Regions from separate parts of the Homo sapiens genome. Here region 1 is linked to region 2. Evidence: read pairs that join two places in POLR2A ChIA-PET (ENCODE). Cell type or tissue: CD4-positive, alpha-beta T cell. All regions are shown on one strand. Links, peaks and the distances in the headings refer to the core of each region. The heading gives the core; the rest is flanking DNA.

Region 1 (15,023 bases), core at 4,431-12,430, 71 kb before region 2:
TTATGTGGCTGAAGGACACCTTCTGTGTGGACTAGGGAGAATATGGTAAAACTGGAGACCCTAGGAGTCTTCCATATCACCCCAAGAGAGTTTTGGAGAGAAAGGGGATTTAGAGTGTCAATCTTTAGAAAAATCAAACAGGCAGGGCAAGCTCCTGAAATGGGAGTAGGCACACACACACACACACACAGGCACGTGCGCACAAGCAGTCACGTACACACATGTACGCACACACAACCACACATGCGCGCACGCATGCATTCAGTTCGCACGCGCATGCACACACACGCACGCACACACTCACATACGCACTCACGTACGCACACACGCGCACGCACTCACACACACACCACACACGCTCCCGTGTTTAGTGTGTTTCTAGGGCACTATGGGGAGGGCCGGGGTTCTATACAGGGCCTGGCCCACCTGAAAGTCCATGTGAAAGGCAGCCTCCAGGGCTCCTATCAAGTGGGTGGCTTCGCTCATTCACTCAGGAATTTTTCGTGGCACAGTAAGGCAAGGGGTGGGGATTTTTCTTTAAAAGCTTTATCCAATCATGACTAATGGAATAAGTGAGCCAGGCCTCAAGAAAACCGAGGACAAAAGGAAAGAGCCGTTCAGAAGGCAGCGCCTGCCTCCACCTGCTGGTGCGTGCCCGGGACAGGGAGGACGGCAGGTTTTACCAAGCACTTTCAAACAGAAATCCAAGTTCCCAACAAAGAAAACCCCAAATACAATAGTCCCTGGGGTCCTTGTTCAGCCCCCTTTTGACTGGGACGCTGCCGTCGAGTGCCAGGGGGTGTTATGACAAAACTGAAAAGCATGGCGGGTAAGAACGTTCCAAGGCATGGCTCGCCTGCCAGGGCTGGCCCGGGCTGGCCAGGGCCAAGTGCACACGGGGATGGGCCTTGCCAGGCCAGCTGCGACACCACAGGCTTGCTGAAAATAGCCGGTGTTTGTTTACATGGCCTGGGCTGAGAGCCTGATCGCCCTCAAAGAGGGGTCCCCTGGGTGGCGGGGGGCCTGAGGGCACACAGGAAGAGCTGCAGTGGGATTTTCAAAGAAACGTCATCATCTAGAGACCCTGGAGCTCTGGAAAGCAGGAAGGCCGCTAGGTCGCCCCTCTGGAACTTTGGTTTTCATGGGTGTCAATGCGCAGCAACCCACGGTAGGGCCCGAAGCCAGCCTGCTGCTCAGGCCTGGAGAATGAAAACAGCTTTAAAAGACAACCTACAATTAACACAGGGACAATTATCTTCCTAATTTAGGTTAATTTCTACTTACAGCCCTAGCTGGCAGGTCGGGGGAAGGGCAATATCTATGTAAGAGCTTCTTATTTGGTTCTTCTAAGTCCACACAGATATCATAAAGAAGATTTCCAGTGTCCACCATCGCCTTCTAGAAAAGGGGCCTAAGCTCAAGAGTCCCAGCTAGCTGGGCCTTCTCCCCGGGAGCCGCCGATTACATTTGCATGAAAATAGAACCTTTGTTTGCAAGAGTTCCCGCTCCAGTGGATCCCTCCTTTGTCTGCAGCACAGCAACTGATGGGGCAGGATGCTGGTGTGTGCACACAGCCCAGCTCAGGACAGCCACGCCAGGGGCTGCGCGCACGGCCCAGCTCGGCCCAGCTCAGCCCAGCTCAGGGCGGCCACACCAGGGGCTGCGCGCACAGCCCAGCTCAGGACGGCCACGCCAGGGGCTGTGCTTGCCCATCGTGGCAAGGCAGGCAAGGGGACGGCCAGGATGGTAGGTGGGGCCCCAAGTGTTCCGGTGTTTTGTCAGTGTGGCTGGGGACTCCCAGCCGGGCAGGTGCTGCAATGCGCTGGCTCCCAGAGCACCTGCAGAAGCAGTCCCAGGGGACCCTGAGGTCACCTTCACCTGGTACGGCAGAAGACAAGATGCCCTCACTCACTGCTCTCTGCGTTCGAGGATAAACCCCTTTCTAGCACTGGCTGTTTGTTAGATGTGTGACAGAAAGACCCTGGAGAGCTTCTGCACTGAGATGGGCAGTGGAGGCTGAGCCCCGCTGTCCATCTGGAGCACAGAGCCAAACAAATCTGAAGGGCTGGCAGTGACCCCACCACTCCAGCGAGAAACCAGTACCCCTGTGGGCATACTTGGCAGGGCCCAGAAAATACAGACCCACCAACCCACATCTAAAATGCATCTCTTTACTTCCAGAAAAGCAAGTCAATATATCCTATCTGGGAACTCGAGCCAAGTAATGGGTCAGGTCAAATAAGGCATGATCCAGTGTCATGAACTAGCAGACTAAGGCGGGAGGCTGGGTCGAGAGGATACTGTTTCTTTTTTGTTTCTTTGTTTGGAAGGGGGGTGATGGAAGTTCATTACCAGAAGCCAAGGAGGCTCTCTTTCACCAGGTCTCTCACGTGGACCTAGACCGTCCTTTTAATACCCAAACAGAAATTACAAGAGACTAAAAGCTGGGTGGAAACAGGTATGCAACAGCACTAAGAGCAAAACCTTGCTCAGGCCTTTCAGTGGGAAAAAGAACATTTCCGATTTGAAGTTATCACTCAATAAATAGCAAGCTCCATTAGATACAGTTTTACTTAAAAAAATAACAGCTGAATGTCCCTATAGACATGAAATGAGACCACCCACCTGGCCTTCAGGTTCAGGTGTGAGGCCAGCGGCCAGCTCCCAGGTAGCCCAGAATCCCTTGGAAATGACTTTCCTTCCCAGGTACCTGCTCCAGCTGGGTCAGTCCTCACAAGGCGTTTCCCAAAGGGCATCCCGTGAGGAATTTGTGTCCATGGGATACAAATTCCCTGAAATAATAAACTGGACAAGTCTCTTCTCGACAGATCCCAGCTGGCTTCTCTACTCGGGAGCTTCCCAGAGCTTGAATGTAGCAGTTGCCTTCTGAATTTCTCTGAGCTTCCCCCAAAGGGGTTTGACCAGGGCCTGTCCCCTGCCCTCGGTTTTTATGGTGAATAACTGCAAACACCTTGCAAAACCGCAGGGTCCCAGAAAACCCTATTTGAGAAGGGCCCTACCCTCCACAATCAAAGGGGGATACAATCTACCCCAGCAGGGGCGGAACATTAACAAGGGCGGAGAGCAGCAAAGGAGCGTGGGAGAAAGGTCACATTCTTGCTACCATGAGGTAGTTAAGGGGTCAAGAGCCAGGCAGAAGCTGAGAGCAGGAGCCCGAGGCCCACCTGCTTATGGACACAGGGATCCCCAGACCAACGCACAGGGCACCTCCAGGCTTCCTGCAGTGGCTACGCACAGGGCATCTCTGGGCTCTCTCCAGCTGATGCGCTTCTAGCTGCTGTGCCTGGCCACGTGGTTTTCCTGTTTTGGGTCCACTGCACCCTATACTGGGAGGCTAACCTGTATCACCTGGACATACAGTTTACGTGCTCCCAAAATACCTGCACTCAGCGGATGGCATAAAAACCTGACGGCGAGAACGCCAGCCTCCTTCCTCCTTACAAAACCTTTCTAGTGGGAAAACATTTAACAAGTATTTGCTAAGCACCTGTTAGGGCCCTAGAACTCTAAAAGTAACAGGAGGACTTTAAATCATCCACTTGCAATTTACTAACTTGCCATTTGTTAATTTAACAGAGACATTTCTAGAGAGAACTGGGCCACACAAATACCCGCCCATCGTCTCCCAGCCCACCCTCTGCTGCCTATGGGAGGAAGAGCAGCTCATTCTCACAGGTTGGGCAGAAAGCTCATGGATGCTCCGTGCAGTGCAGGGTCGCTGAGGCGTCACATTTACGCTAAAACAGAAGTGCCCCATGATCCACCTCTATCAACTCCCAGTGACTCAGACAAGGACCGCAATCACCAGGCAGGGGCAGCCCCTTCTGAACCTGGGCACAGAACACTCAGGGAAGCTGTTCGCCGTGAGGACGTGGACACTGGGAGCTCCTGATGGGCCTTGGCAGAGGCCTGACTGATCAGATCTGCACTTTGGAAAGGTTCTGAAAGCTGTGGATAGGCTGATAGGGAGTCTGGAGCCTACCTGGCTCCCAGGGCAGAGATGAAAAAAAAGAGAAAGAGACTGCAAGGAGGTCGCGCCACTGTGTTTCAGAAACTAAGTCCCCGTTGAAGGTGGAAAGGAGGGAAGAGCTCTGTTAGACCTAGGCTTCTGAGTAGGTGGGGCTCTCTCTTTCTGGGAAGGGACAACAGTAGTGGGAACAGCTGGGGCACACACAGATGTATTTGTGGGCACCCCAGAATTCCTCATGGCTGAGGCTCAGGATAGCAAGCAGAGCTGGCTCCAGAACAGGGAGTTGGAAGGAAGGGGAGCAGGTGGGCCTGCCTCGGAGGCCTCGGAGGCAGCACAGCCCACCCAGGCCAGGAGCTCAGCGTCTCAGCTTCCTCATCTGTAAAATGGGGCGATGCCACTCCTCCCTCAGGGTCATGTGAGCACCATCCAGGTCAGGACTGTGCGCTCTCAGGACAGGACAGAGGGCCACAGAAGCTAGGCCTCTGCTCTGACTAAGGGGGTGGGTGTGTGGGAGGCCCGGGAGAGACTGTCCAACGGCTTCGGGACAACGCCCGTCTGATAAGACTTTTAGTGCTAGGGAACAGCTGCTAAGGGTTTTTTAATAATGTGAAAAGATGATTATAGGCCGGGCGCGGTGGCTCACGCCTGTAATCCCAGCACTTTGGGAGGCCGAGGCGGGCGGATCACGAGGTCAGGAGATCGAGACCATCCCGGCTATAACGGTGAAACCCCGTCTCTACTAAAAATACAAAAAATTAGCCAGGCGTAGTGGCGGGCGCCTGTAGTCCCAGCTACTTGGGAGGCTGAGGCAGGAGAATGGCGTGAACCCGGGAGGCGGAGCTTGCAGTGAGCCGAGATCGCGCCCCTGCACTCCAGCCTGGGTGACAGAGCAAGACTCCGTCTCAAAAAAAAAAAAAAAAAAAAAAAAAAAGATGATTATAGTAAACTGGCAAGGGTGAAAAGCAAAAGAGCAGATTTTTATTCATCCAAAAGCTGGTTACATAAAAACCAACGAGAATGAGACAAGATGGGAGCCGGAAGGAAACACATGAAAATGTTCACAGCTGAACCCAGGGTGACAGGACTAGGAGTCAGAGACTCTCTCCTTCATACGCCTTTGTCCTTTCTAAAACTTCCCAGAGCAAACAGGTCCTCCCTTATCATTAGAAAGGAGAACAATGCACCCTGGTTTGTTAAAGGAGAAAGCTCTTGGCATTCTCACTTTGTAATTTGCTGTTTCCTTTCAAGCTCAGCCTCTGGGAGGCTTTTCATTCTGTTTTGTGTCTCGTTTACCATTCCCGTTCAGTTTCATTTTATTTCTTAAATGGACATCCTCACCAAAACCACCACCACCAACAAAATCACTACCAATGACTTTTGCACAAACAGACCAAAGAAGTGGGCCACCTGTGTGAGTTCTAGGGCAGCTGTCTCTCCAAACCACATCACAAGTGCCCCCAGAGCCCTTCATTGTCTTTCTCAGCCTCTTCACTGCTCTGTCACCAACTCACACTTCATTTGCAACAGCTTCTTACAGGGTGCTGAAGGAAGAGCCAGTAATTAGAGCTACCAGGCAATGGGCGCATCTACAGAGGGACTCTTCATCTTCACAGAAGCAGCAGAGAGCTGAGGATGCTATCACGCCCATTTTACATGAGGACACTGAGGCACAAAGAGGCTCAGGGATGGTCCAAAGTTAATCCAGCAAGAAAAGGGGAGCACCAAACTGGAGCCTGCACAGGCTGACCTGGAGCCGTGTCCTTGAGCACTCTGCTTGTTCAATCAGAAAGCCACCACTCTCAAAGCACACACACACACGCACATATGCAGGTATGCACACATGCACGCACACAGAGGATGTGCTTAGCTGTATGTGTGCCCTGGGCGTGGACACCAGCACTCTGCCCAGAAGGAGGCCAATACCCGCCTGGACCAGGGTCTCTGCAGACAGTGGCACAGGGCGGTCATGGCCAGTCCTGCAGCGCCCTGGCCCAGCTGGTTTTCTGGTTTTTCCCCATTTCACTGGCTACAATGGCTCCTTTTTCAGATGCAGGCAGCCAGCTGAGTGCTGACACTCTAATTCTAAAGGTCACCCCGTGACATTTCCTGCAGCCTCAACTACCTTCCAAGGCCTCAGCAGATCAGGGTCACAATGCTGGCCGGCATTTAAGAGAAACTGCGCTGTTTTCTTTTTTAGGACTTCGCATTTATCTAATCATTTCTGGATCTTTTTCCTTGAAAATAAGTCACTAAATAACAAACCGAGGCAGCACTGCTTAAATGTGTCCCCAGACAGGGATGAAATGGGGTGCCTGTCCACTGTCGGGCCCCGGAGCTGTGCTTCAGTCAGGTCAAGGGAGCATGGGAACCAGGACTTTCACCTCCGCCCGGGAGATTCTTCGGGGCAGATATATTTAGAAAGCGTGGATTAATGATTAATGATTAAACTCACTCACCAGGTCTGTCAAAAGTGGACAGTCCTGGAGCCATTTGCCCTAATTTCCCTCAACATTCAATATTTGATTGTCCCCGCCAAAGAAGTGATCAGCTCTCCAGATGGCTCCAAAAGATGTTCGTGGGGCTGCAGGGAACAAATAAAACTCCCATTTCTGTTTGTTTTCATGTAAAAAAAAAAAAAAAAAAAAAGGAATTAAGTCTTATGCTGCTTCCTACAAGGGCTGGCCTATGCATCCTTGGGTCAGGGGCACGGGTGGCTCCCCAGAAGCCTCTGGACCCCATGTGCTGCTCTTTGTAAGCTCTGACAGAAGTGGAGACTGAAGACAAGGCAATCACAAAGGTGCCTGAGCCCCCAACCTTCCCACGAGCAGCCAGCGCTCACCCAAACCTTGGCCGCAGGATGAGGCAGGCCCACAGCTCTGTCAGACAGCAACCCAGGGTCTCTGAAGTGGACTTCGCTCCAGAAAGGGTCCCATGCTGTCCCAGAGAGCAGCGATCCGTGCCACCAACCTGTGGGCAAGCCACAAAGGTCCCCGCTAGAAGATGGGACCCAGAGCTTTGCATTGCCATTTAACTCAGACACTGGTGTGACAGCATAGGGTTGAGACGGGGTTGCAGAGGTCAAGTCCAGACTCTGCGGCTCCCTGGCTGCCCGGCTATGAGCTACTGTGGAGCGGTGCTGTGCTGCGGTTTCCTTAACGGAGGGAATCCAAAGCAGGACATGAGAACGCCTGTGCATCACCTGTGGTCACTGCTGGCTAATGAGGCCTGGGGATGCCAGGCCCCAATGGTAGCGCCCATCACAGTGCCAAGGACTTGCCTCGGGATTGCACCACGCTGTCACCATGAGCCCCATCCCCTCAGCACCCTCTGGGCTCAGCCCCACCTGACACAGGGCTGTGCCACAACGAAGGCCACAAATGCAAAAAGAAAATCTTAGAAAGACTATGTTTATCACTTTAGAACTTTTGAGAAAATTGAGACCTTGAAAGTGAAAGTGAACTTTCAAAACAGAAAGGTAAATAGTGTTCTTAGAATTCAAGCGGCAACATGTGCCTCTTCCACAGGGCCCCCAAGTCAAATCATTATTCCCGGTGCCGCGGCTGCTAAGTGCCTCTGTCCCTACATGGCCACCACTACTGATGCTGAGATGAGAAGACACCAAAAAAAGGCAGGAATTAGCACAATATTGAAGAGATACCTGTGTGTCATGGGTCTTTAGGGTTGCTAAAATATTTCACAGGATAAAAAAAATTAATGGACTAAAACATAAACAAGAAATTCCAAACCAAATAATTCTCCTCACCAAACATTTGCTGACAGCAAGCTCAGGGAACAGCAGAGGCCCGTCTCGGTATTCCGGAAGCAGCCAGACCTAAGATCAAATCCAGGCTTGACGACAGACTGGGCTGGTGCCCTGGACAAGCGGTGGCTTCCAGAAGCTGGGGGAGCCCCTGGGCATCACGTGGAGATGAGAGAAGATGCTTCCAGAACCTGACACACAGTAGGGATCCGGAATCGCCAGAGCTCTTGCACCTCAGAGGGAAACAGGGTATCCTGAAGTTCAAGTGCATGCACACCGTGGATACTCTAGGGTCCCAGCAACCCCAGCTATTACAATCACACTGTCACTGGGTGAACGCTGTGCACTCTACAGGGGCCTCCTCATTTAGTCATCATAGCCACTGGGGATGCAGGTGCCCCTGCAGCCTCATTCCACCCACATCCGGTGCACAGCACACACAGGATCAGCAGTGATAGGAACAGCCTGCCACTCTTTACAGAGCCGTGAGACTGTGGCTAAATCATTTATCCAGCACCCAACAACGTGGAAATCATGACACTCCACCTACAGGGGCTAGGCTAGAAAGGCATTTAATCAAACATTTTAGAATGATTTTCATTTAATTATCTCTCGGAGACTTAACTGTGTCATATGATGAACAACATTATTTCCTCCTAAATGTACTGAATCCGGAAGCAACCCTTCATGGCCATAGCCTATTTTTTTTTTTTTTTTTTTTTTTTTGAGATGCAGTCACTCTGTCGCCCAGGCTGGAGTGCGGTGGCGCCATCTCGGCTCACTGCAAGCTCCGCCTCCCGGGTTCATGCCATTCTCCTGCCTCAGCCTCCCGAGTAGCTGGGACTACAGGTGCCCGCCACCACGCCCAGCTAATTTTTTGTATTTTTAGTAGAGACGGGGTTTCATGTTAGCCAGGATGGTCTCGATCTCCTGACCTCGTGATCCGCCTGCCTTGGCCTCCCAAAGTGCTGGGATTACAGGCATAAGCTATTGCACCCGGCCTGTCATAGCCTACCTTATTCCAAATATCCAAAACCTGGAACTGGGGGCAGCCTGCCACCATGAATATCCTCTCAATGTCAACACATCCACTGCCAACATCAGAGTGAAAATGCCTCATGATTGGTCCATCCTGTACAATAGGTTTATTTGTTTTGTTTCAAATGCCAAGTAGAGATATTTAAGTACAGGGACAGAGCGTGGTGCAATGATCAGGACGGAGGTGCCTAACAATCCCAATAAAATGCTGACATGGGCTAATCTCAAGCAGATATTCTGATCCCCTCGCACAACCACGGCACTGGGGTGCCGAAACCAGAAGAGACATGCACACGAGGCAGGGCGAGTGGTGTTTATTACAGCTGTACAACTGTACAACGGGAGGGCAGCGACACGTGCTTATTTGTATTAATGTTTAACAGACTAAGGGCCAACATTTGCTTACTGGCTAAGTGATTTTCAATAGGATGCACTGAAACAAAAGCCAATTCCTTGAGTGAGAAGCGTCATGGGTAGAATCACGGAGCAAGGTCCTGCCCACCTGCACTGGTGGCCTCCCAGCAGCTCTCATAGACCCTGGACCCAGCACAGTCCAGCTGGGGCCCAGGGACTGGCACAGCTGTTCCGCTCTGCTCCCGGCATGTCACAGGGGAGGCACACACCAGACGAACCAAACCAGCAACAGAGCGGAGAGCCTGCAGGGACGCAGCTGGGGACTAAGCAGATGGGAGACCGGCAGTCCTGGGGCTCGGGAGACAGGGGAGACAGAGAAGGAAGAGGGGTCCCATCAGAGGACTCCCTGCAGTGCTCCATGAATTTCTCCCGAATTCCATCCGTAAGTGCCTTTCAATCCATGCCACTGAGGGCATTTCTGCTCCTTGTGACTAAGTGAACTCCTCTAGGGCGTCCCTCTCTCTAACACAGAACTTCTCTTCCAGTCTCCTCAACAACCTTGGGAAGGAGCATAAATTCAGCAACACACTGATGCTGGCCCAGGCTGTGCGCTGTGAACCTACTCCCATTCCAGTACAAGCATCCCCTCTTTTTACCCCAACTGGGAAATTCAAACAGATGAAGCCTCATCCATTCAAATCACTGATAAAGGATGATCCTCAAACTCTCAGTCTAGAGCCTTCCTGAGAGTGCGCTGTAGGTAGCTACTGGCCACATGTGGTTACTTAAATTGAAATTTAATTTAATTTAATTTGAAATCCAGTTCCTCGGCCACACCATCCATGTGTTGATGTGGCTGCTGACAAGCTCAACAGTCAGGCATGACCAGTGGCTGCCCCGATGGGCATTGCTGCTATGGACCATTTCCGCCATCGCAGAAAGTCCTGGAGTGGAGGACCAAGGAGGCCTCTTCTTTATAAAGCCCTCTTTGTATCCCAGTGTCTTTTCCTCTTTTTCCAAATGAGCAGGAAAAAAAAAAAATTCCCAACTGAACTTGACTCTGCTCCACCCATGTGGATGAAGCCAGGCTGAGCTTCCCTGCAGAACAGGAATGAAGACACAGAAGTGGAAATAGCACACCTTTGTTTCCCGGAGAACCCCAGGAGCTGTAAAAACACCCGAACTCCCCTCTCCGGTTCTTACAGAATTTTTCCGACTGCTCTTTCCTTCTTTATCCTCTTCCATAATTGCACGCTGCGTGATGGGAGGGAGAAGTGAAAGAGAAGGGAAAGAAGCTCGTTTTCCTCATTCCGTACATCGTGTCCACGCAGTGCCAGGAAGGGCTGCAGAGAGGAACGTCTTCGGGGTCCATGTGGGACCCCTCCCTAGGGCAAGGGCCCTTAGCTCTGGGCTTCTCTTTTCCTGGGGCTGCCCGTCCAGAAGGACAAGCCCTGCCCCCTCCTCCGGGCTCCAAGAGCACTGCTCATTCCTCCTGCTGCTGCTGCTCAGCCGGGTCCCTCAGCCCCGGCGGGGAGCAAGGCCTTCCTGCAGCAACCCCTCAGGCCAAGCATAGCCAGCACCCCTCATGCCCCTCATGGAGCCAGCCGGGCACCACCCCCTTACTCAGCGGCAGAAGGCCCCTTCTGGAAGGGGGTATCTCCCTCTTCCCAGCCTCTGGTTCTAAAGTCGGTCTCCCATCCCAGCCACGACGAGGGGCGATGGTGGGGCGTATGCAGCGTGGGAACTGACCCTGCCGTGAACATTCCTCCTGCCTGCTGAGTCCTCGATCTGCTCTCAAAGTAACAGCTCCAGGGCGAGAGCAGCAGCCCACAGCCAGTGATGCCAGGCGAGGCCAGTGATGCCAGGCGAGGCTCCCACACTGGCCCACATTTCTAAATTCTGCTGGTGCTTTCTTTCTTTTTTTTTTTTTTTATTTTTCTCTCTTGAAACAGGGTCTCCCCTCTGTCACCCAGGCTGGAGTGCAGCGGTATGACATGGCTCACTGCAGCCTCGACCTCCTAGCTCGAAGGATCCTCCCACCTCAGCTTCCTGAACAGCTGGGACTACAGACGCATACCACCATGCCCAGCTAATGTTTTTAATCTTTTCTGTAGAGAGGAGGTGTTCCTATGTTGTCCAGATTGGTCTCAAACTTCTGGCCTCAAGCAATCCTCCTGCCTCAGCCTCCCAAAGTGCTGGGATTACAAGTGAGAGCCACTGTAGGCCTATTTCTTTCTTTATGAAAAAAAGTAAGAGTAAATTGTGATCAAATACTACAATGCTACTGCGGTGTGATTCCTGAATGGTAAAAACCTTACCATGCTTTGTTTCTCCATCAGATGCCTTGCTCCTCACTACTGCCAAGGAGATTACGCCTAAGACTGATGGTACAAGTCTTTTCTTTAAAACAAACAAACAAAAAAACACAACAACAACAAAAAAAACAGGCAGGGGGTGGGGGATTCAGAGTCCTTTACTGTGAGGTCAAGAATAATTCCTAGCCATGGAAAATAATCTCTAATGATGCTATAAACAGACAGCTCACCAAATCAATCAGAAAACATTCTCAGTATCATTCTCAGTCTGTCAAGAACAGAAAACCTAACTCCTGCAGGCTTTACTGTGAAATGCTTAGAACTCTGTCCTGATTGGAGAACATGGCCCCTTGTGATGGACAGGCAGGCGGCGGCCAAAGCCCAGAACCCAGCATTAGCCAAAGGAGGCATCAAGCTGAAGTCTCGGGTGAGTTCATTTCAAAGTCAAGGGCAAGGCCACCCTGGCAGCAAATTCTTCTGGCTACTCAAATTCGAATATTGCAGAACTAGCACTAGAGTTGCCAAGCTATAAAACACGAGCAGAGAGAGGAGGCCCTTCCACAGGAATCCAGATTAGCAAAACCCCTTGCTCTCTTCATCAAAACTCAGATAAGTTAGCTGAAAACCTGGGGACGGAACAGCTTCCCCCAGGAAGGAGAATCCACGTGGGGCCATGACCAAGCACTCCAAACACTGCAGCGGGCGCTGCCCCTCTTCCAGCGACACAGTGGGAGCAGCCCAGCCATCCAGTGACTTTTTGTGGACATGGCCCAGCCCCTCAACCCTCGAGCCAGGACCCAGTCCAAGAGCACAGCACCCTCCACTCTCCCTGGGCCTGAGCATGGCACCAATGTGCTTCACGCAGAGCGTTTCGTGGGCGCACCCCTGCAGGAAGAACCATCGCTGCTCAAGGCAGTCATCTAAGAACTGCTCACTCTTGAGAAGGGCAGGTCATCTTACTCCTCCCCAAAAGAGTCTCTCAAGTTAGGCTCTCACCCATAGGAGGGACTTGCTGGGCGTGCGGGGAATGGCATTGTGGTGACAGCCCCAAGCAGGGGGCCACACAGGCTCAGGCCCGGAGCACCTTGGCAGGGAGAGGAAAGGTGTGGGCACTGCCTGGGCACTCTGCATGCTGGGCTGGGCGTCACCCCTGCCACCTCGGGAGTCCTCAAACCCCCCCCGGGTGGGAGAGGTCATCACCTCCGCGTACTGAACAGAAGCCCAGCTCAGGGTTCAGGGTGGGCCCCTGGATTCAAAGTGGCAACAGAGCCTGACTCCAGCCTCAGGGCGTGAGGCACCTGGCCCTGGCCTGTTCCCATCCCACACCCGGCTGCTCAGGCCTGGGGACAGGAGGGCACAGGGACAGGCCTGGAGGACAAGGTCCCTGGAATCCCCGACAGCTTGACAATGTGAAATAAGTTTCGCTTCCTTTTTATCTACGCTCCCGGATTGACTTGTCCTCCTCTGATGCCTGGTTCCTCTGCCATCAAGACCCGCCGTCTGGTGTGAAGGGAAACGTCCCTCACCCTTCTGCAGTCGCCACCGAGCACTCGTGGTGTGGCCCACAGGGCATCCTGCGAGAGCGTCACAAGCACCCCACGAACAAGACACGGCAGCGTGCTTCCTCGATCTCCCCGCTCCTTTCTCGGGACAGCCTGTGGCTTGTTCTCCCTTAAGAATCCTCTCATCAATGTTACGTTGTCAGCTTTCTCTGTTTTCTTTCTTTCTTTTTTTTTTTTAATTCACAATTGAGGAAACCAACAGGTTGAGCTGCTGCCTCAAGTAAAAAATTCAAGTCAGCCCTGATGCTGTCCATGTTTTTTGTAAAACTTGCTCACTTGTAAACAACGTCGGGCAGCAACTGCAGGCCTCACCCCTCACTCTTCAAAAGCGACTGCGACAGCTGCATCCCCCGTGCTCAACTGCAGGGCGCGGCACTCGCCTATGCTCTCATGAAGCCCCGTGCCAAGGGCTTCTCCGGGACCCCAGATACCCACCAGACCCTACAGGCCTGCCCCGTGGCCCTGGGAATGCTTGGCACCAAGGTCCCACTTCCCACCTCAGTCAAGCACCTGCCTCCCAGGCCTCACCAGTCTTCATCTCAGCCCGCCAGGTCCTCTCGAGCCCCTGGAGTGCCCTGTGAGCCACAGCTTATAAAGCAGATAGGACCAGCTCTGCATCAGACCCCTGTGTGCAGGCCCAGCTCCCCGACCCGTAAGCAGTTGACCTCAGACCAGCTGCTTAACCTCTCTGAGTCAGCTTTCTTACCTATAAATGAGGATAAAAGCAGGATATTCACAAAGCCCAGAGCTAGAATGCCTCAAGCAGTGTGAGCTCGGGGAAGAAGTCCACACAGGACACAAAGCCCAGAGCTGGGAAGGCCTCAAGCAGTGTGAGCTCGGGGGAAGGAGTCCACACAGGAGCAGTACCTGTTGCAATATTTTTATTACATGCTGGGAAGATTAAATGAGATAAGCCGTGTAAACACCAGGCACATAGAAAGCATGAAATGATACCAGGTGGTGGCATGGTGTTACTTTCATTATTAATAATTTGAAAAAGCAGATTAACAGCTCAGGCCCTGCTGAACTCAGAGCCCCCATGAGGATAGAGGCTATAACGTAACAGACATGAAACGTCCTGAAAGCTCCACGTGCAAAGTGAGTTGCTTATGCCTGCGTAAACTTCTTGTTCTTCAAAAGATATGCTGTTTTTAAAAGGGACTGACTGGTGAAAAAACCTCACACACAAGGCAGTGCCCCTTTGCCAGGTCCTGTAAACACTACCGTGTCCTGCCCTCGGCTCCTGGGGTCAGGAGCTCTCAACGAAGGTGTGACCCTTGTGCCCAGCGTGCAGACTCCAGGGGTAACTGCTTGCTTCTGAATCTCCTTAATGGAGCTTAGGAATGACACGCTATGGACGCTGACTGTCCAAGCAGAAACAAGGCCCCCTTGGGGGCTTTCTAAAGTTAGTAAATACATGTATATATAATATATATACACACACATAGGAGAACGCGAATGACTGGGCACCCAGGGTCTCTGTGGGGAGCCACATGGCCCAGCAGAGAACACAGTTAGCATCACAGAGTCCAGCCGTCCCCTCCCCACGTCAATAGGACAGTCCCGCGCTTTCTTCCAGCCGGCCTGGGGCATGTCAGGAGGCAGGGCCTGTACTGCAGGCTCTGTGTTCTTAGACAGCCTTTGCAGGGGGCAGAGGTGCCCACTGCCACATGGGCACACACAGGAGGCTCACCACGTTTCTTCAAATGCAGATGACAAAGCAGCTTGAGTAACACAAATACGGCCACACTCATCTGAGGATTGCTGCTGTGTTTTCTAACTGCATGGCCATGACCAAGCAGTCGGTTTTCATCCAGGTTGGTAGTCAGGTTTCTGAAAGCGATGGCAGTCGCCTCAGGGCTGACACGGGGAGTCTGCTTGGCACACCTTCACCCTCGTTACATTTTCTGGACAATGGTAGGGAACATTCCTTACTCCGCTGGCCTGTCAGCTTGGCTAAGCCTGGTGCAAGTGGCTCGCTGTGGGTCCGCGGCTCCATTACG
Region 2 (15,023 bases), core at 6,659-14,658:
GTCATTTCAGAATCGCTAACCTCTACACATGAGAAACACATTCACAAGACCACCATTTATACACGATTCTCCTTGTTCTCAGCCTTACCGTATCCAGGTAAGACACTGGTTTCCAAAGTTATCAGGTGAGTGCATTTGTAAGAGAGTTAAATTCCTTGGTTAGCATATGTATTTCATGTTGAGTTCCCCACATACTGGTTGGTTTTAGTCATTTGTTTATTTTTTGGATATGTAAAAAGTACAAATATTTTAAGTAAAAAAAAAGTGTTTTCATATTGATATTTGCAATTTAAGATTTCACAGGTTTTAACATGAATTTCTCTTTAAAAACAAAGCTTTTATATTATGAAAACTTCAAACATATACAGAGTAAAGAGAACTGTGTGACAGCCCACGGCATCTAGCTTCAACGCCAGCCAACACCCTGGCATTCACGCTGCGTCGGTACCTCCTTCCACCTACACTGAAACGTCCGAAAGTTAACGGCACTATTTTGAAAATGCATATACCCATGTAACTCTATTACCATGTGAGTTCCTCCTCACTTTTACACGCACAGCCAAGCTAATGGGAAACATGTTTCACATGATGTGGCCAGAATCCGGCTGTGTCATGAACAAGAGGGCTTCTCAGAATCTTGTGTCCTCTGCGCTGAGGGAAGCAGAAGCCACTGAAGGCTTCTGAGCAGGACAGAGGACCTGGGGTCGGGTCTAGGATAGGCCGAGATGACAGAAGCAGCTTGGGTGGGGACCCCTTCCCAGAGCTGGGGGGTGGGGGCTCCAGCTACTGGGGAGTGCATGGAGAACATGCCCCTCCACTCGGTCACATACTCAGCCTTCGGGTCACCTTTTCAGCCAGAAATGGTCATTCCCTGGTGCCTCTGGTGAAGGCTCACTGAGAGCCAGGTCACCAGGAACCACCCACAGCCTCCTGGGAGGAAGCCAGTGGGAGCTGCGATTTAGAGAGGAAGCAGAAGACTCGGGAATCTGTAGACGAGTGGATCTGACATGAGGAGGCTAAGAAGCCAGCTCCAGAACCTGCTGGACAGAATATCAATGCCCACAGTCTATGAACCCTTCTTTCTGGAAACCGGCGAGAACACAGAGTACTTGAGCCAAAGGAAGTGAGAATTCAGGTTTTACAGAGCAGGCATGCTAGACCCAAGGTACACCTGTTAGGAGTTCATGGTTGCAAGCAATAGAAAATTGACTTTGGATAATCTAGGCAAACAGAGGAAGCTCCAGCGAGTGAACGGGGTAGCTGGCAAAGCAGGTGGAGGGACCCAGAGGCAGGAATTAACGGAGAGTCCCTCCAGAACACTGTCCAACCACACCTGATGGCCTGCGCTGAGCCACAGCCCTTGACCAGGGAAGCCAGGACACCCTGACAGGCAGCGCCGCCAATGTGGGACCAATGGGAATGAGGGTCATTCCTCGAAGGAAAACTGAAGAATCATTACCAGAGGGGGAAATAGGACAAGGCAGACAGACGCCACAGACAGCCGCAAGGGGACCCGGAGACCCCAGCCCCCGTGTCACAGCTGGGGAGACTGAGTCAGCAGCCATGATGCTCAGTTGGGCTAAAAAAGTAGCTCCAACAGCCACAGACAGGACCTTCAGGGTCTGCCCAGGCACCCTGCCTTCCTGCAGCAGGACCCCAAGCTGTTCTGGCTCTGGCTGGGTCTGTTGTGACTCATGTGCTCGCTTATCTGATGAGCACCTGCCCCGTGCCTGGCTGCAAGTTCCACTGAGAGCAAACGGGAACATGTATCTCTTCACACCCCCGGACTCTGGCTTGGAAAAAAGTACTAGATAGGAAGCGGGGGCACCCGAGCTCCACCTGGTCCCTTAGGAAAGAGTACTAGACAGGGAGCGGGGACGCCCGAGCTCTACCTGGTCCCTTGGGAAAGAGTACTAGACAGGGAGCGGGGACACCCGAGCTCCACCTGGCCCCAGCACTAGCCCAGTGTGTTCTCTCACCCTGGACCAGTTCCTTATCACCCCTGAGCCTGATTCTTTTCTCCCCATAGAAGTACTGGGTTGGAGTTCATCGGCATCCCTGGTGTGCTGTAGGAAAAAGGCTCTGGGGCCAACGCTGTCTGGGAAATGTAAGTTCTCCAGACGGCTTAGAGGCTGCAGGTAAGGACAGGAAAGGCACCTCTCTCTCCACCTCCACACCCACGTCCCACCTCCCAGAAACTGCTCCTGATCGCCCCACCCCAGACGCTCATTCCTGTCACCCTACTTTCTTGCCCTTCCAAGTTCTTTCCTTTTTCTGATATTTCATTCTATGTTGACATTAAGTAGTTGTTTGTTTTCTCATTATCTGTCGGCCCCTCTGCCTGCCCCTGGCTGGAATGTGACCTCCTGCTGCACCCCTGGCCCAAGGCACACAGTAGGCACACAACAAAACTGTGAACTGAATGAACGTTTTTAAGGTCTTCCTGGATTCCCCTCAGAAACTACCTCACAGGGGGCTGAAGTTGAAAGCAAATTGCAAAAGAAACCGTTTTCTGCCTTTTGGGGGCTAGAGTTAAGTTTTAAGGATCTGATATCAAAGATTCCAGAAATTCACAAGTTTGTGGTACTTTAAGCCTCAGGACTCCCAATGCCTCAGAGAGCCTGCAGAGGGCTGCCATGAGAAAGCCAGAGTCACATACAATGCAGGGAACTGCTGTTGGCCCTCAGAATATCTGGGTTAAAAGAAAAACTTCACATTCCCTCATGAAGATCACAGGCAGAGAAGAGAAAAATTATGGAGTTAAGAACAAACGATTCTACAGCTGAAAACTAAATGGAACCCCTCATAAAGAAAGCAGCGCTATCTGAAGCCCACGAGGAAAGCAGTCTTTTCTATTGGATATGGGATGAAAACCCATCAGTCAGCTGTCTGCCTGATACACCTCTCTTCTTTCTGCCCATTCCGTCACCTTCTCCTTAGGTGGTGTGTCTTTGAACAACCCAACGCAACACTCACAACATAAAAACCTACTAGAAATTAAATGGTTTAATAAGACTTAAGCATGATCTAGTTCTTTTTATCTTGATGTATGTGTCTAATGATACTTCACTAACCAGATTAGAGAACTACGATGATCACTTTTCTAAGAAAACACATGGAAAGCACATGCTACTAAGATCTCAAGGATCCATTTGTTTCTGAAGGACGTTTGAAATGTGTATCTGTACATCCCTAACTAAAATACATTCTAATAAATAATAGACGAATGTGGACATATTACAACTTTCAAACACAATGCCTTTTAGGATGTATTTTCCCCTAACTTACCAGATGCACTAGAAGTCCACACTGAGCCACAGAGCCTGTGATTTTAATTTACAAGCACCTTTAGCAAGACAGCCATGGTCACTCTGCCAAGTGGGCAGTTTCTGACACTGGGCATCTGTTTACATAAAGACATCTCTCTCTTTTCATTTCTGCTCCACACAGAATCAATGAAAGCAAATGCATCACTAACGCTTACGTGTGGGTGTATTTCCTTCACCAAACACTTGGAATCTAAGGTTACCTATGGTTCCTCCTCCCGCAGCTTGGAAATTTTGAAATTTTGGTTGACTTAATTTCATGGAATAAGCCATAAACCTTCCAAAGAGCAAAAGTCTTAGAAGCTATAAATCCATCAGAGAACATTCTTCTAAAACATCTTACCAAGCTACCACAAAGAAATGTGACAGTGTGGGGAGGGCCAGTTTTGTCCCTTACCACACACCCTCCCCACCCCATTTCACGGGCAGTGACTATAGCTCAAAGTGCCCACCATGGCCTCAGCCTGCCATGCTGGTGACGGAACGGCCAGTGCTAGTGAACCAAAAGGAGAACCCAGAGTCACACAAAGGAGAGCAGCCTGCAGAACCCAGTCCAGAACGCCAAATACACATCATCTCCTGGGCAACAGAGAGCCTTCACCAAACAGGGAGTGAGGCCAGGATGCCCACTCTCATCATTTCCATTCAACACCCTGGCAGAGATCCTAGCCAGGGCAGTAAGGCAAGAAAAGAAAAGAAAGCAAAAAGATTACAAAGGAAAATGTCACTATTCACAGATGATATAGTGTATACACAGAAAACTCAAAACAATCTACCAATAACTATTAAAATAACTAAGTGAATTTTACAGGATTGCTGAGTAAAAGGTCAATAATGTACCAAAATCAAAAGCTATTGTATTTCTATACAGTGGCAATAAACAAATACAAAATAAGCTTTGAAAACAAGATAACATTTATAATAGCATACAATATTAGCAAATATCCAGTACTAAATCTATCAAGAGACGTAGAAGAATTCTACATAGAAAACTATAAAACGTAAGTGAAATTAGAGATCTCAATACAAGGAGGAATATACCATGTGCATGGACCGGAAACCCCAATGAGATTCCGATGTCAATGTTTTGCAAAGTAATCGGCAGTCAATGCAATCGCAATCAAAATCCCAGCAGAATTTTTTTGAAAACTGACAATTTTACATTTTAAATGGAAGCACAAAGAACCTGAAATAGCAATCTGGAAGAGAAACAAGCTTGGGGGACTCACACTACCAAATATCAAGACTTCTTCTAAACTTGTGTAATTAAAGTAAACCAAGGAGAATATGCTAGAATGAGACCAACACAGAGTCATCTGATTATTGTGAGGATTCCACCCCAAATCCATAGGGAAAACAGGGTCTTTTCAATATGCAGTGCTTGCGTCAGCTGCTCTTTGATGCTAAATGAACCACAGCCCATACAGCCCGCCATGATGGAAATTAGTATGAGCTGGATCACAGACCTAAATGTTAAAGGTAAGCAATGAGGCCTGGTCTAAAAGACAACAACAAAAAATATCTTCAGGTGGGCAAAGATAGACAGATGTTAAAAAGGTACTGACCATGAAGGAAAGAAAATGATAAATTGTGCTGCACTCAATTAAGAACACTCATTTATCAAAAGATGCAGAAGAGGGAAAAGGCAAGCCACAAAATAGAAGAGACCCTGCCACACATACACCCAGCAAGGGACGGATATTCAAAATGTATAAATAATTCTTACAAATCACTAAGAAAAAGGCAGACAACCTGAATGAAAAATAAGCAAAACACATCAACAGGTACTTTACAAGACAGGATTCCAAGTGGTCAATCAACACACACAAGGTCCTGCGCATGTGTGACTGCAGGGAAACGCGATAAAGCCACAACGGAACACTCCATACCCACCAAAATGGCTAAAATCTATAAACGAAAGGATACCATGTGTTGGTAAGGATGTGGTTGGCCGGCACTCACACACGAGGTTACAAAACAGTCAACGGCACACACCCTGTGGGAAACCCCTCGGTGGCAGGTACTACAGCCACACAAGTGCCATGCCCCAGCAATGCCAGCCCGAGGCATCTACCCAACAGAAAGACATCTACGAAGACACGGCAGCATTATCTGTAACAGTCAAAAACCAGAAACCTCCCAAACGTGCCAAAAGCTGCACGAATAAATACCTTGTGATGTCATCATACCACAGAACACCATACAGCAGTAAAAATAAACAAACTACACCTATATGCAGTGACACAGATAAATCACAGAAACATCATGCTGAGAAAAAGCAGACACACACAGCAGCGCCTACTGTAGGGCTCCGTGTGCATAAAATGTGAAAACAGGCAACACTAATCCGAGGTGGGAGACATCCAGACAGGTTCCCCTGGGAGGGGTGGGGGACGGCCACTGAAGGAAGAACAAGGGAGCGGTGGCGGGGGGAACACCTGCTCCTTGATCTGTGGAAGAGAAGGCAGAGCCTTCACTTGCAGAAAGTCAGCACCCGCATATCCCTCCTGGCTTGTGTACTTTTCTCATGTATTTTATAATTCAATAAAAAACTGGTGCAGACCAATGACTCAAAGCCATCTTGCACCAAGAAAGATCCAAATAATACTGATCTGACTGGTCCATGCAGCTTGCACGATCTTACCTGGACTTTCCAGACAGTGAGGAAGTATTTTATAATTCTTGCCACCATTTCTTACAACCAGTACATGTAGGAGAAATAGTCACCATACTACTCCTCTTAAAAGAAACCTCGCAGAAACGGAAAAGAATTCTTTCAGAACCCACGAGGGTGCAAACACAGGGTGCAGATTTTAAATGGAGAAAAAACAGGGAATTCCCAAAGAGGTACTAAGTCAGGTTTGTCAGACAAAATATATATGAAATCATTTTTAATTTGTGTAATTAAATGATTAATTTAATTTGAATTTAGGGTAATTAAAATTGAAATAAATTTTAAGCTTTAGAAAGCAAACTGTTGCTATATGACATTTCTGACTCCTGTCTATACAGTGAGTTTAATAAGCACTGTTTTCCTTAGTGAAATGTGGAGTGTAAGGTCTGGCTATTGTGTTTTATAAGAGTGTCATTTTATGATACGTGGCCACATGGCGCAAGACTTCAGATATTTTTCCTCCATAATTTGTTGGGACAGATTTATACTTTAGTTTCATAATGGACTCTACACTTGAAAGTAATAAAATTCCATTTCACTGTGCTGTAACGGGAATAAAATAGGAAGGATTTCACACAATCCACAGGCTTATGCTGAACAAGGCCAAAACAGGCTCTGCTGAGCTGAGGCCACCATTCCATCTGAGGCTCTGATTCCCCCACCCTCTGATTCTGGAACGTTCGGAAGATCAGATACCAAGAGGATAAAGAGGAAGGGCCATGGGAGCCAGCAAGGCTAGGTCTTCAGAGCCATGCATGAGGCACCAGGGGACACACACACACACTTGCACAGGCCAGGGTCATCAGGGTCATGCATGTGGCACCGAGGGACATGGACAGACATGCACACACAAGCCAGGGTTGTCAGGGTCATGCGTGTGGCACCAGGGGACACACACAGACATGCATGCACAGACCAGGGTCGTCAGGGTCACGCACGTGGCACTGGGGGACACACACAGACACGCATGCACAGACCAGGGTCGTCAGGGTCACACGTGTGGCACTGGGGGACACACGCAGACACGCATGCACAGATCAGGGTCATCAGGGTCACACGCGTGGCACTGGGGGACACACAGAGACATGCAGGCACAGACCAGGGTCGTCAGGGTCACGCGTGTGGCACTATGTGACATACACAGACATGCATGCACACAGCAGGGTTGTCAGGGTCATGCATGTGGCACTGGTGGACACACACAAACACGCATGCACAGAGCAGGGTCGTCAGGGTCACGCGTGTGGCACTGGCGGACACACACAAACACGCATGCACAGAGCAGGGTCGTCAGGGTCACGCGTGTGGCACTGGCGGACACAAACACGCATGCACAGAGCAGGGTCGTCAGGGTCATGCGTGTGGCACTATGTGACACATACAGACATGCATGCACACAGCAGGGTTGTCAGGGTCACGCGTGTGGCACTGGCGGACACACACAAACATGCATGCACAGAGCAGGGTCGTCAGGGTCACGCGTGTGGCACTGGCGGACACAGACACACAGATGAACGCACAAGAATAACTGTCCGTTAGCAGCAACAGAGCATCAGCTTTCTCCATGGAGGAAAACAGACGTCAGCACTGAACTTTCTCCATGGAGGAAAAGAGATGTCAGCACTGAGGCCCTTTTGCAGATGCCTAGGTGTGTTTATTGCCAGTCTGCGTAAGCATAAGAGTGGATAAAGATCCACATTCTGGCCTATGATCTCTAGCATGTACAAACTTATTGGTAAAATAAACTCTGGAGAGGAAGAGTCCAAATGGAGAAGGCATCCAGATAAAACAAGACTTGTTTCCGTTTGCTGTGAAATAAAAGAATTTCAGAGAAAAAGATTCAGACAGACACACAGAAGGCCCAAGGATTTGACTTACGGTGTGAAACGCTGGGCTCAATGGATCATTTAACATCAACTGCCATGAACACCCCGAGAGAGCAAAAGGCCAGTGGGGTCCCAGGCAGATGGCTGCAACCCCACGAAGGAAAACATGACTTATCCCTGACTTATCCCTGCCCTACGCAGGGCACCCCCAGGGCAGGTGACAAACAGCCCCAGAACCTTATGTCAGTACCAGACTAAGTAAGGAAAGATCTCTTCCACCATAACCACCATGCACCCAAGCACGCGTAGCTTCACCAACAACGGGCCTGAATTGAGCTTCACCAACAACATGCCTGAAAGCCTCCGTCACTGACAGGCACTTGCGGATGGAAAACAACCCTTTGACAAAAGACCCTATCGGCCAAATAAGTGATCAGCCCCCAGGCCCCCAGCCACACAGAAACCCGTTTCTAAAACAGCGGTCCTCATAATGCGATCTGGGGTCCCAGAGGGTCCCCGAGACCTTTACAAGAGGTGTGTGAAGTCAAATTTTTGTTCATAATAGAAAAATGTCATGTGCCCTTCTCTCACAGGGGTACAGTGGACATGGACTGAACGAGAGCCGGTGTGAGAAGCAGAAATACTGTCGCCATTAAGCCACACCTTCCATAGACTGGCAAAGGGTAAAATGATGCCTCTCTTCTCACGACGCTTTGTGTTTTACCGAACGGTTATTTTTTGTTAAAAATGTTACCTATCTATTTAACATGTAATGGGTTTATTCAGTTTCAAATGAGTAAGCACGTTTTTTAGATGTGTGTTAGTTTCTAATACAATAAATACCAATACAGGTTGAGCATCCCTAATCTAAGAATCCACAAACCAAAATGCTCCAAAATCTGAAATTTTCTGAGCACCAACATGAAAACCCAAGTGGAAAATTCCATACCTGACCTCATGTGATGGGTCACAGTCAAAACTGTTTGGCGAACAAAATTATTAAAAATACTATATGAAATTACCTTCACATTATATGTATAAGGTGAACATGAAAAATAAATTTCATGTTTAGGCTGGGTGTGGTGGCTCACACTAATCTCAGCACTTTGGGAGGCTGAGGCCGGTGGATCACCTGAGGTAAGCCTGGCCAACATGGTGAAACCCCATCTCTACTAAAAATACAAAAACTAGCCAGTCATAGTGGTGTATGTCTGTAATTCCAGCTACTCGGGAGGGAGGCTGAGGCAGTAGAATCGCTTAAACCTGGGAGGCGGAGGTGGCAGTGAGCCGAGACCACACCACTGCACTCCAGCCTGGGCGACAGAGTAAGACTCCGTCTCAAAATAAATAAATAAATAAATAAATAAATTTCATGTTTAGACTCAGGTCCCATCCCCAAGATATCTCATTATGTATACGCAAATACTTCAAAATCCAAAAACTCTGAGAGCCTGAACACTTCTGGTCCCAAGCACGTCAGAACGACAGTCAGCCTGTGCATCTCAATCATTGAAGCTAAAGCTCTTTGGAGTCCATGCTAATTTGCAGGAGTGTGAAGGGCTCCGGAGTTTGAGAACCGTGGCTCTGCAGGTGTGTTCCAACCCTCTTCCTTCGGAGACACAGGAGGGCCCTGAATGTCAGATGTGAGGGATGTGGGGCCCGCAGAGACACAGGAACTTGGCTGTGAGGAATTCAGGGACTAGCAAAGGGGGCGATGAGAAGACCCTGAAATGCACCGTCCAAAGCACAGTACCATCTTGCGTGGCTGGCGCTGCTGCATTTCACCTTTCTTCACGTGGAGGGGGTCTCATCAAGGCAGCAGAACAGCTTCTTGAAACAAACTCAAGATTGACAGGGTGCCAAGCAAGAAAAACTGGAAACTGACGTGTCCCAGCCGCCCACCCACTTCCTTCTCCATTGGGGGATAACAGGGGGGTACAAGTGAAGGGCCTCCGTCCTGAGGAGAGGGGCACAGGCTGTTTCCTCCAGACACAGACACTCCTCAGTGGTCAGGACCGTCCTCTCCATGCCTGTCTCAAGCTGCAGGTGCCTCTCCTGCCCAGGTGAGGTGGGAGACCTGGGCAGGCAGCCCTCCCTGTTCTGCAGGTGAGGTGCTTATCACTGCTGGAGTGGACCCTCCTAAGTGTTGCGTTCTTTCGGACCAAAGCAGTAAATAAAGGTGCTTTGATTCCAGGTGATAGCCCAAGTTCCTCCCCAACTCTACTCAAAACTATCGATGTCGGCATCGACAGCTGAGGCTGCCCTGCAGATGGGAACCCGCAGACAATCCTGGTACCTGCTGCTGTGATTATTCACAGCCGTCAGAGAGCCCTCACCTGGGGGGAGGTGAATGCCAACCCCACGGGTGACACACCACTCCCCTGGTGACCCCAGGGAAGCTGCAGGAAGGTGACAAAGGACCTGCACACACAGGCAGTGGACAGGCTCGCCGGCAGGGAGGAATCCTCTCTGTTTGACAAGACACAGACAGGCCCTCTCTGGTGACAGTCTCCAAGAAAGGAGGGAAGGCTTGGACAGATGCCAACAAGCGGGAAGGAAGACAGCAGCACGGCCCATTCCCCGACGGTCCCCTTTCATCTTTCCAGGTCTGAACTGCCCACAGTTCTGAGTTTTGGGTCCCAATAAATGGACGTCTGGACCAAGAGCATGTCTACGGTTGGAGCTCACACCTGCTGGTGGCAGCAAGCCGACTGCCCGGCGGGGGGTGGGCAGCCCGGGAGCCACAGGGCTCCCCAGAGACAGCCGCTTGGGCTGCAATGTCTCCAAGCTACAGTCCCGCTAACCCGGTTGGTTTCCCAAGCATGTGAGCGAAACTCAGAGGTTCGTTAAACTCCTACTTTCTAAGTTTATTTATTGTTGCAATTGTTTACAAAAAGCATTTTTATTTTAATGTAAAAAGCAAAGCTATTTCTATTTTAAAATAAATTAAAACTGCTGCAGATAATCAAGAGACGGGTCAAGCCCTGCTCTCATTTCCGCGTACACGGTGTAGCTGGGCATGAAGTACTTATAAACTCATGAAGTCAAGAAGTGTTCAACACAGCGCCTCGGAAGCCAGGTTGCTGGATGACACGGCCCATGACGTCTCAGCAGGCCTGGGCCACCTTCTCTCAAGCAGAACACACAGAATCGTAGCCACCTTTCATAGAAAACAACGGAAATGAAGAGCTTAAAGGAGCTGAGGACAGTGCAGGGTGCATGAAAGGAAGTGGCACAGATGCCTGAAGGCTTGTACTGAAAGTGGCGTCATGCCCTGATGGGAACTTCCCATTCCTCCCTGGTGGGCGGAGAGAATCATAGGACCGCCACATCCTGTCATCTCCACTTTTCTTTCTCTTAAAGAACAGATGATTGCAGCGTGGCTGGCGACACACTTCATGAGGCAGAGAAAAGCACGCCCAGATGCACGGGGCCCTGTACAGGACGGCAGGCCGTCTGCCCTGTGTCCCCGGGACTGGCAGGTCAGTGAGGGTAGCATCCCGACTTTTCCCAAGGGGCTCTGCGGGGTCAAAACAGAGTTTAAAAATGCAAAGACAACCATGCAACCCTTAGCCATGGGCCACCAACAACCGTCAGAGAGTGGTGCTAGAGGTCCAAAATGCTGCGCTGAGGGAGGCACCCCACAGCTCTGAAATGTTCCAACTCCCTCGATCCCACTGAAAGACATGGCTCGGGGCTCTCCTGTTAAAGGGTAGAGTAAAAGCAGGTATGGTTCTCGCAGGCAGGAGACAGGTGCCACACCAATCAAGATGCAGTTTTAAAGACTGCTACTTAGCAGACTTGTAAAACTGGATTTGCCCAGAGACAGACCAAACCCAGTCAGCACGGGCACTCTGGACTCCCTGCAGCGCCCCCCTGAATCCAGGCCTCCCTGCTCCCTGCCTTGCCAGCCCTGGGGCCTGTGAAGCATGTCTGGTGTTTTTCAGGAGGTCATGCACTGTATGGTTAACGGCAACAGATAGTGCAGAGCTGATCCTGCACAGCGGCCTCCGGGAGAGCAGGACTCTTGTGCTGGCCAGGCACCTGGTGGAAAGGCTGGTGCACCTGCAGCCCTGCGGCGCCTGGAGGAGCCGAGCAGAGGAGCTGGTTGAGCACCCACTGGACTTGGGCTTGAAAACCTGTCTTCACAGCTCATCCCCGCATCATGCTGGGTCTTTTCAAAATGATGATGATTACTTTAAGAACGTTCCTGGGATGAATTACAGACAGCTAAATGAGTCATAAAGGTGAAGGACCAACATGCCCCTCATCTCCTAGTTGGATAGTCGATGACAGCTGCCATCTAGGGCAATTGCTCTAACCCTCTGCCCTTTGGAGCCACTGATGTGCAGCTGCTGTCCACACCACAGGGCTTCCCACAGCCTGTCGCCCCCAGAGTCAGTCACTCCTCAGCTCCTGGCAGCCACAGGGCAGGCCCCAGCTGGGACAGGGAATCACCCAGGACAGAGTCCACCTTTGTCCAGGCAGGAACCCTGCGCCTCAGGCCACCTTGTCTGTGCAGACACCTGTTCTGGCCTGCACCACGGCCCCGTCCACTCAGGCCAGGCTCCAACAAGGAGTCCAACATATAAACACGTGTGTCACTCACACATGACCTCAAACTCACACACTCAATCACATACACACATCCTTATACACTCACACACACTCTCACATAACCACAAACTCACAATCATGAACACACTCAAACACGCACACTCAAACCCATGCGCTCATATACTAACACTTATACACTAATACAAACACAAGCATGCACTTACACAACCTCAAACTCACACATTCAATCACACTTGCACACTCACACCCAGGCACTCACACACACTAACACAAACACACAAACATGCATGCTCACACACATAACCTTAAACACACCCGATCACATTCATGCAAACATGCACTCATGCTCACAGTGTAACACACCCACAGACATTCACAAACACTCATGCTCACACATTCACACTCACAAATACACTCATATAACCTCAAACACACATACGCACGGACTCACTCACACACACACGTGTGTGGCAACAGCACAGGGGACCTGGCTCAGGCATGGCCGCACAAGCAGGATGGAGACTGGAGCCTCTGTCGGCGTGGCCCGGGCCTTTACCTGTGGTCCCTCAAAGCTTTTGCACAAAGATGAGGATCTGGGCCTGCGCATCCGGCCCTGCCTCATTCACCTGTATTGTTAAATCGGAATCAAGTGATAGCACAGGCATGGACCCAAAACAGTGAAGAGCCCGTGGAGGGGCAGGGGGCAGCATCCATCAGAGATTTCAACAATGCCCCACAAACATCCAGCAGCTGGCGGACGGGAGCAGCTGCACCCGCAGAGCTGCAAAGCAGACCAGGGCAGGGCGCGTGGGTGGCTGCTCGGCCAGAGGCATCCTCAAGGCCCCAGACTGCTGGGGGTCTCTCCAACGAGGGCAGTAGGGTGAAGCAGGAACCCATAGGAACCTGATGGGGAGCCTCCCTGAGGGTCTCTGTCTCAGGAACTCCTGGACAGTGGGCCCCAGGACTCTCCTCTGCAGAACCAGAACAGAACCCACTGCCCGAGGCAGCAGGTGGGGAGTTTGTGATCCAGAGAAAAGGCCCTCAAGCCGGCACTGGAAGGGCCCAGCTACTCATCCGACCGCTCCCCATCCCCGGGCCCTCCTCCTTACTCCTGCCTTTAAGAAGCAACACCTCAGCCATGCACTCCCATTTACAAAAGTCGTTGTTACCACAAGAGTAACACCACCACACAAAGACACACACAGGTGATCTCTGTCCCTGGCTCCCTTGCAAGGCCACCAGGGTCCTTCCTTGGGCTGGGCTCCCGCGCACACACGCGCGCACACACACAGACAGGCTTCGCTTCTGTGAGTGCCCAAAGACTCGCACTCCACACGCTGCTCTGCAGCTCCCACTCCTACATCCCGGCCTCCCGGTACACCAGGAGCTCTGGTCCCCTCTCTCTACAGAGTGTACGCGGCAACACGCACAAGCAAGCAGTTTATACACAGCGACAGAACAGACACACTGCTTCATGTTCAGAGCAATAGCTTCTTTCTCTCTTTCCTGCTCTCTCCACCATCAAACACCCAACAGGAAACCTTTGCGTGGTTGCTGTCCACACTTCCCTCCATTCCATACACATACACACACACGCACACACATGCTCACAATGCACACATGTGCACATATGTACACATGCACACACCAGGTGGTCACTGCCTCCAAAAATGAAATTGTATCCTACAGACTTCTCAGCATCTTCCGTTTCTCATTCAATACCATGTCTCGGGGGAGTCCGTCACGTGGCTGTGCCAACATTTAGCCAAGCATTCTCCCACTCATGGGCACAGACTTTCCTCCAAGCGTTTGACTCTTACCACAACACTGCAAGAGACTGCCGGGTGCAAAGAGCCTCACGTCCTGGGGTCTGTGGCCCTGTGGAGCACAGCCCTGGGAGTGGGGGCTGAGTGAAGTATCTGCTTATTTCTCACATCAGGACATGTGAGCAGAACGACCTCTAAAGAGGCTGCAGCCGCGCGTACCTCCTCCAGCCATGCCCGACACTGCTGCGGCCTCTACATCCTCCCTTGTAATGGACACCATCTCTCTTGCCATATTCTGCCAAGCTAGGTAAAAAGCACGATCTCTGCTGACTTTTCTGGGCATCTCCCTGGGGGCTGGGGAGTTTGGGCATGTCTGCAACGACCCCTCTTCCCTGGGCTGCCTGGTCACACTGAGCGTTCATTTTCTAATGTTGGTCTTTCTCTCCAGTTTGGAAGAGACCTCTCCATAGTAAACTTTTTGTTGTTGTTGTTGTTTGTTTGTTTTGAGACAGAGTCTCACTCTGTCGCCCAGGCTGGAGTGCGGTGGTGTGATCTCGGCTCAACCTCCACCTCCCAGGTTCAAGCGATTCTCTCACCTCAGCCTCCCAAGTAGCTGGGATTACAGGCGTGCACCACCACGCCCAGCTAATTTTTGTATTTTTGGTAGAGATGGGGTTTCACCATGCAGGTCAGGCTGATCTTGAACTCCCGACCTCAGGTGATCCGCCTGCCTCAGCTTTGTCAAATGTTACACATATTTTTCCAAAACTCTCATTTCTTCATTGACTTTGTTGCTAATATCTTTATCCACTCAAAAGTTGTCATTTTTATTCTGTCAATTGCATCTTTGTCC

The links. ChIA-PET counts read pairs that join two places held together with the same protein. Peaks named below come from ENCODE experiments on the same cell type or tissue, not always from the same donor. Only the 100,000 strongest peaks of a DNase experiment are listed, where the experiment ranks them.
Region 1: POLR2A ChIA-PET joins it to region 2 with 17 read pairs; 7 of 35 experiments call an interaction of 5 or more read pairs at or near these places.

The regions. Positions count from the first base shown.
Region 1 is chr2:239,290,412-239,305,434 of GRCh38, forward strand. All of the region lies in intron 2 of HDAC4 (histone deacetylase 4), which reads right to left. Among named protein-coding and RNA genes, the nearest start is that of MIR4269, 7.5 kb to the right of the region's middle. RefSeq lists enhancers at 779-1,308, 1,309-1,840, 5,116-5,732, 5,733-6,348, 12,728-12,817 and a silencer at 3,747-3,806. In CD4-positive, alpha-beta T cell, for the core only: a CTCF peak has its summit at 8,257; DNase peaks (open chromatin) are centred at 5,460, 7,318 and 8,200; H3K4me3 peaks cover 3,529 bases; H3K27ac peaks cover 2,515 bases.
Region 2 is chr2:239,358,812-239,373,834 of GRCh38, forward strand. The region is part of intron 1 of HDAC4 (histone deacetylase 4); the gene reads right to left. Among named protein-coding and RNA genes, the nearest start is that of MIR2467, 15 kb to the left of the region's middle. RefSeq lists enhancers at 6,594-7,130, 7,131-7,666, 10,788-11,107, 11,128-11,287. In CD4-positive, alpha-beta T cell, for the core only: no CTCF peak of the experiment used is centred there; DNase peaks (open chromatin) are centred at 10,451, 10,960 and 11,211; H3K4me3 peaks cover 1,088 bases; H3K27ac peaks cover 2,595 bases.